2 separate regions of the Mus musculus genome follow, and region 2 is linked to region 1. Evidence: chromatin loops called from intact Hi-C (ENCODE). Cell type or tissue: left cerebral cortex. All regions are shown on one strand.

Region 1 (8,000 bases):
ATATAATGTATACGGCTTATTTTTTTTTCTTTTTTGAGTTCAGAAACAACAGTAACTCAACCACTGGGTGCAGCATACTGCTCAATATTTTAAAATACATCAATATTGTTAGTCAATAGAAACATATATTGTAACTCATGACTAATTTTACAAAGCTATTTTGAGTAGTCTTGTAACACAGGTTTGTTTCTTCTTTACCCACTTTCTTAGCATATCACATTTTAAAGAGAAATTTAACATAGTAATATTTAGAATATCATTTGCATTGTGTATGTATATATGTACATATGTACAAATGTATGTATGTATGCATACATGCATGTATATGTTTATTGAATTATTTCTTATTTATTTATTGTACTTATGTGCCTGTCTGAGTGTATACATATGTGGATGCAAAACTCTGTATAGGTGTGGATGTCAGTAACGTACAAAAGATACATTCTTTAGCACTCTTTGCCTAAGATGTTGAGGTAGATTTCTCCCCTGCCAACCTGGACCTGAGAATCCTTGGCAAGGCCGGAAAACCAACAAGCTCCAGTGATTCCCATGTACTGCTCATATTGGAGCAGAAGTTACCATGTTTCTGGTGAAAAGCCATCTACTCTTCACTGAGTTACTGGGACCTAAACAATAGTCACAGTCCAGAACAAGTGATATTAACTTCTCATCCATGTCTGCAGCCGCAAACAAAGTTGACTTTTAAGTATCTTATATTTTAAGTATTTTCTGTTACTGTGACAAAACTTGTCATCATTGGAGAAAAATTCAAACTGTTTCCAGAGTAGACTCATCTTTCTGAAAATCAAATATGTGTGTGTGTGTGTGTGTGTGTGTGTGATGTGTGCTGTAGCCAGCATGGTACTTAAAGGGGAATAGTTAAAAAATAATGATAAAAGGAAATTGTTCAACAAATATATACTCTCCTTAGACCTCTATTTAAATATTATTTACATTTTTAAGTGAAAGAAAGGAATAAATCTCTCTCTCTCTCTCTCTCTCTCTCTCTCTCATCTATCTATCTGGAGGAGGGGGACTACATTCTACATGTTAAGTGAATAAATAAATAAATTAATGATAAAATATAAAAAGATTCAACTCTGTCAGAACAAAATGATTCAACCTGTGCCTTTTGTGTTACTGTAAAACAGAAAAGAAGCTATTGAAGAAAAAAAATCTATCAATAAAACAGTTGCTCAGGAGGGTTCAATTTGGTGAAAGACTAACACTGAATTGAAGTCTATACATGTAGCCTGCTCTGTATCTGTACCAGGCTATACACAATCAGGCTCTTGTGTAGGAATTTTAATCCAGCCACAGGACTGTCCTGGCTGGAGTACAGACCCCTTTGATCCCTCTAGTATGTCCTTAGTATACACCTTTCATCCCAAACAATAAGGTCTCCATGCAGGGTAGATCAGTCAACACAGTTCAGGTGAGTTCAATTCAATTCAGTGCAGTTCAGTTCAACACAGTTGAGTTCATGCAGTTCTGTTTATTTTATTAAATCTTGTGGAGTCAGTGCAGTTCAGTTCCTGGAATTTGGAGACAGGTTTTTCAAGCAGTGCAACTCAGTGAAAAGCCCAGAGAAGCCAGTTTGACTCAGTCATCTTGGAGAGGAGTATGAGCCACAACAGCTGAGTTGAACCAGCCAGCCAGAGTTCAGAAAGAACTAGAAAGGATGAACTTATTCAGCCGCAAAACTCCAAGATGAAGTCTGCCAAATAAAATTACCTTTACAGTGTTTATCAGAGAAAACCTCACAACCCATTCCCTAAAAGACAGAATGACAACACAAATATCAGAACAAAATAGTAGTTTATAGCTGAGTTCTTTCAGAGCATATGCACATGATTTGCAATGCACATACACCAATGTATTCAACTCACCTCCCATAAAAATAACCATGTTTTAAATAAGGAAATTTTGTCAATGCAAATTCCAACATATGTATATGCTATTTGTGCTACGCGCGCACACACACACACACACACACACACACCAATTTAAAAAGAATATTTGGTAGAAAATCAGAAATAGCATATAAATGAGAAAGATATAAGAAAAATATAGAAAGTTGAAGGTCCATCTCTCTGATTATAGTGGAATTTGAATTTCACTATGTTAAAGTATTGTAAGCAACTTGGACCTTGGTTACTGAATTTGCAATGTTATAACCCCATAACAGAGTTAGGATAGTGTCGGGATCATGCTTTATGCTATTAAAGTTGTTGCTATTTTAATTCCAGTGATTTTTTTCTCTCAATAGTTTTTGATTTGGGCAGTTCATACAAAGCCATACATGATCTTAAATGTGTTTATAGAATGTTGCTGAATAATTATTAATTACAAAGAATAAAATTAATTTTAAAACATTGATTCATTGTGGCAGAAAACCCCCTTCAAATACATGCCTGGCTGGAGATGTTTCTCTAAAACACAAAAGAAAACAAATACATGGAATCAAACTGTACAAAATCAGTGACTCATGCTATCTTTAGGGAGAAATACACTGAGAAATGTAGAGACAGTACATGTTTGATGAATTTTAAGGGACTTGGAAATGGATAAGTGGTTGAAGACAGTTGCTGTTCTCATAGAAGACTCATGTTCTGTTACCAGAACTAACATGGTACCTCACAATTGCCAGTAATTGCAATTTTTTAGTACTCTTTTCTCTCTTCTGACCTCTGGCGACACATCTAGCGCGCGCGCGCACACACACACACACACACACACACACACAGATACAGATGTACACATATGCACATACATGCATGCATACATACATGCAAAACACTTATACAGGTGAAATAAAATTTATGAATATTAAAATAACAAATTATAATAGCATGGTAAATAGATCACCTGAATAACAGAGTGCTTGTCAAACATGCATGAAGCCAATGTAGAACAAAAATAAATGATACAAATAATATGACAGCTAAAACTCATAATCATATGTAAGTCAAAAGTCACGCATTTTCATTTCAAGTGACAGGTTTACAAGATAGCTCAAGAGTTACTAGCATGAACTGTCATGGCACACAACCTGAGTTCGGTTCCCCACACCCATGCCTGTTGGATCCAAATAACAGTAACCCCAACAATCCAGGGTTTGATAACATCTTACTTATACGGGGCTTCAGTGTTTGTGCAAATTCTGACAGGCATGTGCTTGACATATAATAATAAAAATATTAAAAATACACATTTATAAAATTCAAAGGAGAAAGGGTTCAAATATTACTAAAATAGTGTCTCTATTTGGTCAGCAAGTAAAATGTAATTTCCTTTTGCATATTTTAAAAACAAAAATAAAACTGTGAAATACATTGCAATTTTTTCTAATAATCTTTTTCTTATTAAAAAAAAGTATCAATGACAAGTGTTTAAACAGCTTTGATATTCTCTTCTCTGGCTTTTAAATAGTAACAGTTTCACATCTGGCTGGCCAAGTCAGCTCTAACACATCCACCTTGGTTTCTGCAGAACTGAAGAACACATATTTACTTGCAGTAGAGTATATATTTCTTGTTTGAGTTCAAGCTATCTTAGAAATAAAATGCAAAGATCCAAAGGATGTGGCTTTGTTTTGCAAACAAAAAAATAAGTATGACATAATAGCTCCTAGATATCTGAGATCTCTACTGTCAAGATAAATTTGTCTTATCCTAACTATAACAATGCATGAAATACTGCCAATGGATTTAATAGATATTCATTAATGTATAGATATCCTAGATGCAGATATTTCTAAAAATGAAAGATAAAGTGATTTATGAGATACACTGGAATGATGAGTAGATCCCACACTAAAAAAGAAATTTTCTTTTTCCCCCATCCACTGCATAGGTGTCTTGCAAGTAAATTAGTACCCAAGAGCAGCCACTAGAGCTGGATGTAAGTTATAGTAGGGAGCAAATGCCTTTTAAATGGCACCCAAAGGGTCCCAAAGAGTTAATGAGCCTTCTATACTCCATGAACCAGATTCATTTTCAAGACACCCTGTTGCAGATGAGGCTTGTAGCTAATTATATTTGCACATTTGGCTAGTTGCTTAGCCATGCAAAATGAGTGATATTATGGACGGTGAGTCACCAACCAACTTGCCATATGGACATAATTTTCTGAATATTGTATACCTTTTCAAGGCTTTATTGCCATAATGTTTTATTGTGAAATACAGATAGCTTTTTCTAAAGTTGTCTTTGTCCATTACAACGGCTTGGTGTACAGGAATTTTTTTTAAACTGGTGTTAATTATTTTTTAAGATATCTTTTTTAATGACATAGATTAAATTGTTGAAATGCAGCTAATCAGCATTAAATGATCCACTATTTGCCTGCAATTTTAATCAAAGCCTTTATAAGGAACAGTAGAGAATTTAGGCTGTAATTACAAAGCAAAATAAATAGACATAATATAAATCGAATTTTCATGGCATAATGTTTATTGCATAAACATTTCCTATAAAGTTTTACTTGATTCTATACAGGTGAGTAGAATTACAATGTCCTTATTCCAAATATGTGTAGAAATAGACACAGATTAATAATATTTATTTAGAGTGAATGCCAAGTCTCAGGAGACCTTTCCAGTTTCTCTAGCACTGAGCCACAACTACAACCTGCAAACATTATGCCTCATTTCTTAATATGTTGCATTCCTCAAATACTGATATCATGTATGTTACCATTCAGTTAGAAACAAAAGTTTTATAATAAATAGAAATCTTAGCTGTATAGGAATAATACTAAAGTATAAATGCTTAGTCAAATAATTTTTATGGCACTACTTACTATTTAAGCCATTAGTTTGAATTAAGAATAGAAAAGTAATACATTATTACTTTTACTTTACTATTTAGTTATTATTTGAGGTATAAATGTTTAATTTATTTATATTTGTTAAGAAAGGGGAAAGTTAAATATGAGATTTAAAGTGAAACTGTTTTTTTTTTTCCTCTTTAGCTTCTCTGAGATTAAATCTTACGCTGCGTTTAACTCACTATTATTAGGCTGCTTTCAAACTAACTCCAATCATCGGCCCCTAGAACACTGGGGTTATAGACATGAAATATCTCTCTGGAGAAACTAATATAAAGTTTGTGAGCTTGTTTATATATAAATAAGTGGGTATAACTACACATATATGTATTTGTTACTACTAATTTGAGCAAAGCAATTCTGACTTTAGAAAGTTATGCCTTCTCTGAATTAAATATGAAATATTGGAGGGTTGCATATGAAGTATGGTTTATTTCTGAGTTTCATACATTTTTATACAGAATCCCATTCGTTCTTCTCCAGTTGTACTTCCAGTACCTTCTATTCTAAACTGTTTTACAGTAACTTAATGTAATTCCATAGGAAAAAACCCAACAATATCAACTAGCTGGATTACCCAGAGCTCTCAGGGACTAAACCACCAATCAAAGAGTACACATGGAGGGGCCGCATTAGCTTCAGCTACATATAACATGGAGAGACCAATGGCTCCAGCTACATATGGAGCAGAGGATGCCCTTATCTGTCATCAGTGGGAGGAAAGGCCCTTGGTCCTGTGGAGGCTTGATACTCCAGTTTAAGGGGATGCTAGAGAGGTAAGGCATGAATGGGGGTCAGTAGGGGAGAACATTCATAGAAGCAAAGGGGAGGAGGATTGGGATAGGGGGTTGAAGAGGGGAAACCAGGAGGGGGGCAACATTTAAAATGTAAATAAATTAAATAACCAATGCTACTTAAAAATCTACCTTCCCAAAGGATGTGTTCAGCAAACAACCCTCTCCTTTCTTTCTGTTTTTGTTTTGTTTTGTTTTTTGTTTGTTTTATTTTGTTTTGTTTTGTTTTGTTTTGTTTTGTTTTGTTTTGTTTTGGTTTGTTTTGTTTTGTTTTGTTTTGGTTTGGTTTGGTTTGGTTTGGTTTGGTTTTTCAAGACAGGGTTTCTCTATATAGTCCTGGCTGTCCTGGAACTGACTCTGTAGACCAGGCTGGCCTCAAACTCAGAAATCTGCCTGCCTCTGCCTCCTGAGTGCTGGGATTAAAGATGTGCACCATCATGCCTGGCTTCTCCTTTCTTTATAACTACCCAGCGTCAAAGATATTATTGGAGTAACTAGAAACAGATTTAAAAAAATGCTAAATTTATACTTGTGATTCACTTATAGATACTGTAAACATTTCATAAGCCATAATTATTAGATACAAACTCTTTGTTCACTTTCAAATTATAAAGCAGAGAAAATCACATGGATTATAACGTTATTCTTAGATTAAAACTGGACAATTTTGACAATAGAGCCTCTACCTGGGTGAATGGTCCCCTCTACCCAGGCCATATAGGACTCTTTTGCTTTATGGATAGTTCAACATCCTTCAACAAATACTTCTCTTTATATCACATAGCTGCTTTATTTTTCTATCAGAAAATTCTAATCTTTTTCGTTTATCAGTTGAAAATTTTAAGAATATATTCATTAGTTAATTTTAAGAATTTTTACATCACTATTATACTTATGCTACTTCAATCGTTCCCTGACCTCCCTCCCACTCCTTCCATTTCCACTCCATCCCTCTCATATTAATTACCTCTTCATCTTTAATTATAATATTTATATACCTACCCGTGTATGTGTGGAAATATGAAATCTTCTGACACAATTAAGTGATGCTTGTACATACATTTGCTTACAGGTGACCACTTAGAACTGGATAACCTCTCAGAATCTTCTCTGTGGAGAAAACTGATCCTTCCTTTGTCAGGATAGATTGCTTATCTGCTCTTAGCTCTCAATCTAGCTGTGACATCTTTATTGAAAAGCCAACAACTGCTTGCTGACAGGAGCCTGATATAGTTGTCTCTTGAGAGGCTCTGCCAGTTCCTGACAAATACAAAGCTGGATGCTCACAGCCAACCATTGGACTGAGCACGGGGTCCCCCGTGGAGGAGTTAGAGAAAGGACCCAAGGAGCTGAAGGGGTTTGCAGCCTCATAGGAGAAACAACTATAAGAACCAACCAGTAGCCTCCAGAGCTCCCAGAGTGTAAACCACAATCCAAAAAGTACACATGGAGGGACCCATGGCTCCAGCCGCATATGTAGCAGAGGATGGCCTTGTTGACCATCAATGGGAGGAGAGGCCCTTGGTCTTGGGAAGGCTGGATGTCCCAGTGTAGGGGAATGCCAGGACAGGGAAACGGGAGTGGGTGGGTTGGTAAGCAGGGGGAGGGGGACATATAGGGGGTTTTCAGTGGAGAAACAAGGCAAGAGGGATAATATTTGAAATGTAAGTAAAGAAAATAGCGAATAAAAAGGGAAATACAAAATGCAAAATAAAAGTCAACTGGTATTGTCATTCATTATGCAGGCATTGTGTTACAAACTAAGTTATTGAAATTTGTTGTGTCCAACTCCTCTGATGAGACTGTGAGCTTCAGGGATCTGCCTGATTCTTTGCACCCCCCCCCCCCTGCCGCCCCTCCTCCCAATGACATGGATATAAGCATCCCCAGTTTGATTTTGTGCATGTGTTTGGCAGATACCAATTCAGGTGTTGATGTAGATGACAGTTTAGTGACTGAGCTAGCTTCCCATTAAGAAAAGGGAATTATTTCTATTAAGTAGAATCCATAATGAAGGTGGTGAAAATACATGGTATAGAATTGCATTGGTTATCCATTTAATTCTAAATGTGTTCATTTTCTTTTTCAAAAAGTGCTTCCTAAATGATCCTTCTGTCAAGAAAGTCAAGTTAACACAACTACAGGATTCGTTGCACTATCTGCTCTTCAAACAATTATCCAAAAATAACCTAAAGGGTCAAAAGTAGAAACTGCTTACACATTAGTGTACTCTATTAAAAATGCCATACATAAAACATCATATACAGTGTATAATATATTATATGTACAGGAAAATACAAGATTGACATAAGAATACATCAAAATTATAGGGAAGATATTCTCCAAAATGCTCTTATCAATAAATTAAAGATCTAA
Region 2 (8,000 bases), 1.7 Mb after region 1:
CGACCTTCTTCTCTGGCTTTTACAGATTGAAGAATTGCAAAAATATTCTTTGAAAAATTCTAAAACATGAAAAGATTCTAATTAAACCCAGCATACATGTGCAAAGGTTTATCCATTTAGCGATTTATATGGAAACTTTCTTCCTACTAAGTTTTCCTAATTCATAAAGTACTAGAATTTGCTATGGTTTGGAAGTGGTATGTCTCCCAAACATCCCTATGCTAGATAGCTGTTCCTAAGCATGGGGATGTGAGGTAGAGGAGCCTTTAGAAAGTGGGGCCCAATGAGGAACAATTATGTTATTTGGTAGCTGCTATCAGAGATTGATGTACAACTTGATGCTGTAACCAAGAGGTAGAGCTGTCCAATCTTCCAGTTTCCTACTCCAAAACTTGAACTTAGTATCTTTCCTCCTCACTCCTGATGCTGGGCCCTCACAGAGTCAAGCAGGTGTTCTACATTACCCTATATCCCCAGCCCTAACCTTTTATGAAGCTCCTACCCTTGAGTATTTGAGTCAAAAGAAAACAAGGTAATACAATGACACATAAAAATAAAGCCAACTACTTTGAGTGTGGCTATTAGAAATCATACTTAGAACAATTGGATACAATTTGTATTATTCTGCATCTATTCAAATATGTAACCAAGAAAAAAGTAATCATTTAAATGTAACAGATTTGTTTCAAAAGGAGCTACTAAAACTCAAAGTATAATACATTCCTGTGCTCTATTCAGATTGCCACAGACTTCCTAAAATGCTAAAAGTTACAGATATCTGTAGGAATCACTATACATTTCTGAACTAACTCTGAAAAGGTGGAAACCAAGCCCAACCAAGCTTGCCCGCCCGTGAATATCTAACACTGCTGACTGGGTGATTACTCCTCCTTCTTCAACAAAGAGCCTTCTTTGGTGCCTGATCCACTGCTCTGCCCTGAGGTTTACCTAAGATTACCCGTATCCCCCAGTGACTAAGAATACTTAGGACTCTTGCCCCTACCACTGGTTTAAGGAATCTGTGAGTATCTACAGTAAACTACCTTAACTGACATGAAAATCCAATGATAACCAAGAACACATGGCCCCTGCTCTCGTGTACTTCAAGTATAATTCTCTTCTTTAGAACTGAAGCATTCTGGGGCCAGCAAAGTAATCCAAAGGGTAAAGAACTTGAAGCGCAAGCCTTTCTCCCTGAGTTCAATCATTAGAACCTATGTAAAGCTGTAAGAAAACCAACTCCACAACATTACCCTTTGACCGCCCCATTTGTACCATTGTAAGACTGTGTGCATGCATTCATATGGTGTGTGGTTATATGCGTGTGTGTGGGTGTGCATGTGCACACGTGCACGCGCACACACACACACACACACACACACACACACACACAGACATAGAAAGATTATTTTAAAAGAAAGAAATCTGGGGGCTGGAGAGAGTACTTTTTGTTCTCCCAGTCACCCCAGGTTCAGTTGCCTCCACCCACATGGCAGCTTACAACCATCCAAAATGCCAGTTCCAGGAAATGTGACCTCTTCTGAGCATCATGGACAGCAGGCATATGCATAATATACTAACATACATGAAAACAAACCGCCCACACACATAAAGTAAGAATAAGTCTTTGTAAAGAAAGCGACAATGTGACTCCTTGTTGCACTGTATCACTCCATCCACCTTAAGGTTTGACTACGTCAGCCTCATGGCCTGCAGGTTCTACTACACTGAAATACACTTTTCCCCTTTACCTTGGATAAGTTACCTCCACTTGCTAAATACCTACCTTATTCTGCATGTCACTCATTACGCCCGGTACTAGAGTATCATCTCTATGAGGCTAAGGACCAAAGCATCATCAATCACTGCCTGGTTTATGCATATTAACTATTATGCAAATATTATGTATAGCAAATAAGAAGTTTATACATAACTCTATACCACTAGTATAATTACTGTATACTAACTAGTTCCTGTTTCTTTACAGCAGCAAATACAGATCTCAGAACTACTTTGCCATATTGGAAACTACAGAAGACTCTAAGGTCTTTATGCTGAAGTTCAAATTTATCACACTAAAGATTAAAACTGACAATTTTTAAGGAATTCCTTAAAAAAACAAGAAAGAAGCAAGATTCTATGTAAACATAATATATTTTATAAAAATTATTTCTAAAATGTGTCCAGAAAGTATTAAGACTAAAAAAAACCTGAAATTTTATTAAGTGTGCTTAATATCTGGTTTACTAAATGATAGCTGAATTCTGATATTTACTTCTACATATCTACTGTGTTATCATGTTTGTTCAAAGATATCAAGAAAATCTTGCCTCAAACAGTAATGGTAGAAGCATTAAGATAACTTTTCAGATAGCTGATATTCCTTTTTACTATCATACCAAAATAAATGGTTTCCTAAAAGATACTGCAAGTAGAAACTACATCCATAAATACTGTGCATTAATATTTTAAATTTTATCAATCTATCTGTACTTTAAATGAAATTTTTCATTCACCCATTGATCCTCAGGAAAATACCCATCTCTGGGTTATGCAGTTATACATACACTCCAGACTAACACATTGTATTATTCGACATTTAAAAATATGTCATTTGCTAATACCTTTTTAAAAAATATTTATTTATTTTATGTATATGAGCACACTATAGCTGTACAGATGGTTGTGAGCGTTCACATGGTTGTTAGGAATTGAATTTAGGACCTCTGCTTACTCCAGTCGGGCCAGCCGCCTCCAGAGGAGGGTGTCAGATCTCATTATGGTGGTTGTGAGCCACCATGTGGCTGCTGGGATCTGAACTCAGAACCTTCAGGAAAGCAGTCAGTGCTCTTACCCATTGAGCCATCTCGCCAGCCCCCACTAATGCTTTTACATATTAAATCAGTTAATATTATTTACAAAAGTTTCATCAAAACAGTCTATGATTTAGAAAACTGGAAAAATCGTAGCAGAAACTTCCCAAAATTTTAATTTTCTCAGGAAAGTTACATTGGTCAGTTGCATTTCCTGACACTATTTCAAAGACTATCTATAAAATACCTAAGTCTGAAAAACAGACATTTAAATAAAACACGTTTTCCTTTTTTTAAAATTTCTTTAGTTAATAACCCAAACCACAATACAAATGCTGTTCATAAAAGCAACTACAGATTTTCTTTTTTAGTGTGCAGGACTACTGTTCCATTTAAATTTCATTAAGTATATTCAAAGGTCACTCTTTAATTAAGGTTAAACCTGGTGAACAAAGAACACCATGATTTGCTAGTAATGTTGGGTGCCCCTGCCTTGACTCAAGCCAAGCACCAGCAGTGTTAGAAGCCATGGTTTCTGCACCATTTTACTGCAAACATCAGCAAATCAGTGCCAAATGCAAATGAAATCTCAGTCCAACTGCTCACACAAGAAAATCAGATCACTTTTAAAGTGGTAAAACTGAATGAGAGACGTAAACTCTAGGAGAATCGATCCAAATAGCATCATCAAGTCTTGTGTGCAAGAATTACATGTGATTATCTCCTTTGTACAGATCTCTTTATACCAATGATTCAATAATAAATTACTTTGGTCTAAAAATATCCCCCCAAAGCTGTATGTTACAAAATGTACTCTAAATACACTATTACTAAAAGGTGGGATTTTTAAGAAGTGACTTTAAAAATTGGGTTAAGTGGCGACTAAATGAGTGGCTTAGTGATTTTAAGAGTCATTTTCTGATAAAATAATAAATTCAGCCCTCCTTTTCATTCCCTCTCTCTCACCCATGTGATACCTTCCGCCATTTTTGATGCAGTAACAAAGCCCTCATCAGATGCAGTTCCTTGATCTTGGACTTTCCAGCCTCTAGAATGGTGAACCACAGAAACGTCTATTCATTATAAATTATTCCGTCTGTGATACTCTGTCATAGCAGCTCAAAACAGAATAAGACCTCTTATTTTAGTGGCACAAAAATTTCTGTTGGTTACAAGTTAGTCTGTGATATTCTGTTTTAGCAGCACAAAACAGAGTAAGACATTTAATATAATGTAATGATTGATACTATAAAACAGGTTGCCTTGACTAAGGTATATTAACTGTATAAGAATAATAAAAACTTGAACTTTCTTGCTGCTTAGAATTCAGAATATAAAATTCTGATACTAGGTAATAATGAAGGTAAGTCTCAAGTCTACATTAGGCCAGAGCTGCCAGGCCTAACAAGCTGAGCTCAATCCCAGGAATGCACATGGGGAAAGGAAAGAAGTGACTCTCCAAGCTGTCTTCTGACCTCCAAGTGTACACATGCACACACATGAATCCCATACTCCACGTTCCATACTCCTTTTAAGTATCTATAGATATGTTTAGAGTTTAGCAGATGAAAACTATATATACCTAGAGATAAGCAGTCAAAATGTTTAATTTTGACCTTTAAAAATGTTAACTTTATTTTTAAATGCTAATATTTATAATAGGAAAACTCACTTCTAAACAATAGTTAAATGACTGTTTTTTATACGATACAGTGGTACCAACATTACATTATAACACTTAAACTGGTACAATCCTGCCACCTAGAGTTGACAGGAAAAAAGCTCCTATCAGCAATTTAAAATTTTAATATTTTAGATTTTAAAAACCCTGTAAGTTTCAGACTAAGTTAAAATGAATTTAAAAAAAAAAAAAAAAAAAGCCAAGCATAATGACACGTGCCTTCCATCCCGGCACTCAAGAGGCAGAAGATGCGGCCAAGGCTGAGGCTGAAGCAGGTGGATTTTTCCTGAGATGGAGGCCAGCCTAGTCTACACAGCAGGTTACAGGACAGCCAGGACTACACAGTACAACCCTGTCTCAAAACACAACACAAAATCAAAAAAGAAACTAGTAACTCACAGTGTTAATCAAGTATTAGCCAATTATGCAATGAAAATAATAACACCATTTAACTATTGGTAACAAAAAGTTGAAAAGTGAAAGTTTTAGTTATAGCCTCACATTTCTTTGTAGTTTTAAGTAAGCTCTGGGAAATGGTTGTTTTTTATTTTCTCTGTATGTGTATGAGGACACATGCAGCACAGTGCAAGCATAGAACTAAGAGAGCAGCAATGTGAGTCAGTTCTCTCCATACATAGGTACCAGGAACCAAATGCACATTACAAGTTTGCATGGATACGGAAAACAGTTCCTTTCTGTCTAAAGTAAACTTACGTTCTTTCTACTCGTGTATGCACACACGTGCATGGTATGTATGTGGAGACACACATGCCACGCCGTGTGTGGAGAGCAGAGGGCAACTTTGTAGAATTTGGTTTTCATCTTTGCATGGCTCTGGAGGCTGCACTCAGGTTGCCAGACTTAGAACAAGGGCCTTCACAGCCGAGTCATCTCTGTGGCCAATGGAGAATGCTGCTTCTTTTTTTTTTTTTTTTTTTTGGGGGGGGGTTTTCAAGACAGGGTTTCTCTGTGTAGCCCTGGCTGTCCTGGAACTCACTTTGTAGACCAGGCTGGCCTCGAACTCAGAAATCCGCCTACCTCTGCCTCCCGAGTGCTGAGATTAAAGGCGTGCGCCACCACGCCCAGCTTGAGAATGCTTCTTAAGATGTACGACAAATCAAAATATGAAATGAATAGAAGTAACTATTTTCCTTACATCCCTTTTCTGCTAATTTTATTCCTAGCAAAATGATACAGTAAGTTAGAAGGTAAAGTCCCAATATTATTCTACAATCAAAATCACTGTACATAGCAGGCGAGGGCAGGTCCAAGCCACTAAAAAAAGACTCTACCTCAAAAAAACCCAGAGGGTCTCTAAACAAAATCTTTCCAAAATTAGGGTGAGTTTCACAGTAATTTTACACAAATGTCTCTATCAAGCCACCATTGTTGGCAACTATGCATCAATGGAGAATTGATGTCTAAGAATACTTAAGAGGAAAGCCCACCAACAGAGAGAAGAAATATGTTCACATAACAGAACTAATGCTGTTGACATGTTAAAGCATCTAGCACATGGCATGTGCACTCACACACATGAAGAGTAGAGGAGAACTGTGGTGAATGAATGCTCTCCTTTCACCTTCACACAGTTTGAATAAGCCTCAAATTGACAGACTCCCCATTTAAATTCTTACATTTGCTCAGAACAAAAGTTTCAAAGAATTAGTCCTTAGGTGTTCAAACATAAATAAATAAAACTTAAAATAAAACGAAACCTATAAGTTTCAAACAATACTATAGCACTCCAAAAGTGAGTAAAATATTTTAATTACCTTTCCTGTGCTCTGTAAAATAGTTGTTCTTGTCCTCCACACTCTCTCTCTGCTGACAATATCTCTGGTCACATCTACCTCAGCATCCACAAAACTCCTCTGTTTAAGGGCAGTTATATCATCATCTAGATCAGTCTTGATAGTAGATCTTTTCTTAGCCATAATTTTGGCTTTGATTGCAGCAATTTTTTCCACTGACATGGCTTCAGACAAAGACCTAAAAGTAATTTATTTTTTAAATTTCACAGCCAAGATTCTTTCAGTACAACATATACATTGTGGCACTTAAATTGACTGGGAGGAAAAACAAAACCACTGCACATGGCAATAAGCTTTTCTATAAAATTGTATATTTGTTATTTTAGGGTGACATGGGACTTTTACATGTAACAACTCATACAGATAATACTCTAAAAACAAGTTAATAGTTTCCTTACTTACGTTGAGTATGAGTGCTTTACCTACATGTACAACTGTGTGTCATTTGTATGTCTGGTGCTCAAGAAAGTCAAAAGAAGGCATCAAATTCCCTGAAACTAAACCTACAGGCAGTTGTAGGCCACAATGTTTCAGCTAACAATCAAACCAGAATCCTCTGGAAGAATGGCCAGTACCCTTAACCACTGAACCATCTCTCTGGCCCTGAATTAGTCATTTCTTTAAAATTAAAAACAATTATAGGAACAACAATTACAAAATACCTTGCTTTTGTTAAAAAATCTCCCCAGTAGAGCAGAACTAAATAAATGGTAAGGGTTCTTCTGCTTATACGCCCTGAGTCTTTAGCAATCTACAGCTACAGCTGTCACTCTCTATATATGAAAATTATACAGAAGCACATAGGTCACCCTGGAATGGAATTAAAACATCATTCTGCTAAAAGAAAAGAACCTCAAAGCTTGGATTTTTCCATGAAATATATTTCAAGGTTTTAAAATTATAAGCCACATATACAACAAACTACAGAATCAAAAGAAACTTTATATGGCACAATCATTCTTTTAATTTCTGGAAGACAAAGCCATGCTTAATTAAAACTTCATTATAAGAAATTGCAAGTAAAAATAATCACATACTGAAATAAATGTATTTGGACAGCGTTTATGTCTTCAATTTACTTGATTCTCAAATAGGCAGAAAGCATAGAGAAGCTGTGCTTTCACAATAAAAGACTTTAAATATTAAACGTAGACTTCATAAAATGATCATCATATGTACAGTCCTATTTTAAAGATACCTTTATCAACAATGACACAAATAATAATTGTAGTACGCAATGATGAAAAGCGCACTTCTTCCTGCTTTAATTTCCTGGTGCGCTAAGAGATTTAGAGACAATAAGTCAGCTCCCAGGCGCTGGGGGGATGGTTCAGAGATTAAGAGAATTTGCTGCTTTTGCAAGGTCCCTGGTTCAGTTCCCAGCACCAACTTGGTAGCTCACAACCATCCATAAATCAATTTCCAGGGGATCATGATGCCTTCTTCTGATCTCTGTGAACACCAGGCACATGGTACACAGAAATACATGTAGGCAAAATAATCATATACATAAAAAGTAAAATAAAGCAATCTAAAACTTAAAAAAAAAAGTAGCCCAGGAATCGTCAGGCTTCAAAATTATATTATTTTAAATATATTCATAACAATCTTAATAACAACTCTCTAACAAGAGCAGCAAAAAAATCTTGTCTAAAGAATAAAATATATTAGGTTTAATAGAAGGAAGGAAGG

The links. A loop is a pair of places that touch in the nucleus more often than their neighbours do. Peaks named below come from ENCODE experiments on the same cell type or tissue, not always from the same donor. Only the 100,000 strongest peaks of a DNase experiment are listed, where the experiment ranks them.
Region 2: it touches region 1 in a loop (2.9-fold over the local background); 4 of 42 quality-filtered maps call a loop at or near these places.

Annotation. Positions count from the first base shown.
Region 1 is chr1:141,950,608-141,958,607 of GRCm38, forward strand. No RefSeq gene overlaps it. Among named protein-coding and RNA genes, the nearest start is that of Gm25457, 660 kb to the left of the region's middle. In left cerebral cortex, no CTCF peak of the experiment used is centred here; a DNase peak (open chromatin) is centred at 4,051.
Region 2 is chr1:143,671,370-143,679,369 of GRCm38, forward strand. It overlaps Cdc73 (cell division cycle 73, Paf1/RNA polymerase II complex component), which reads right to left. Exons shown (of 17, transcript NM_145991.2): 7 at 6,270-6,486; 8 at 1-59. Among named protein-coding and RNA genes, the nearest start is that of Cdc73, 28 kb to the right of the region's middle. In left cerebral cortex, a CTCF peak has its summit at 4,569; a DNase peak (open chromatin) is centred at 3,394.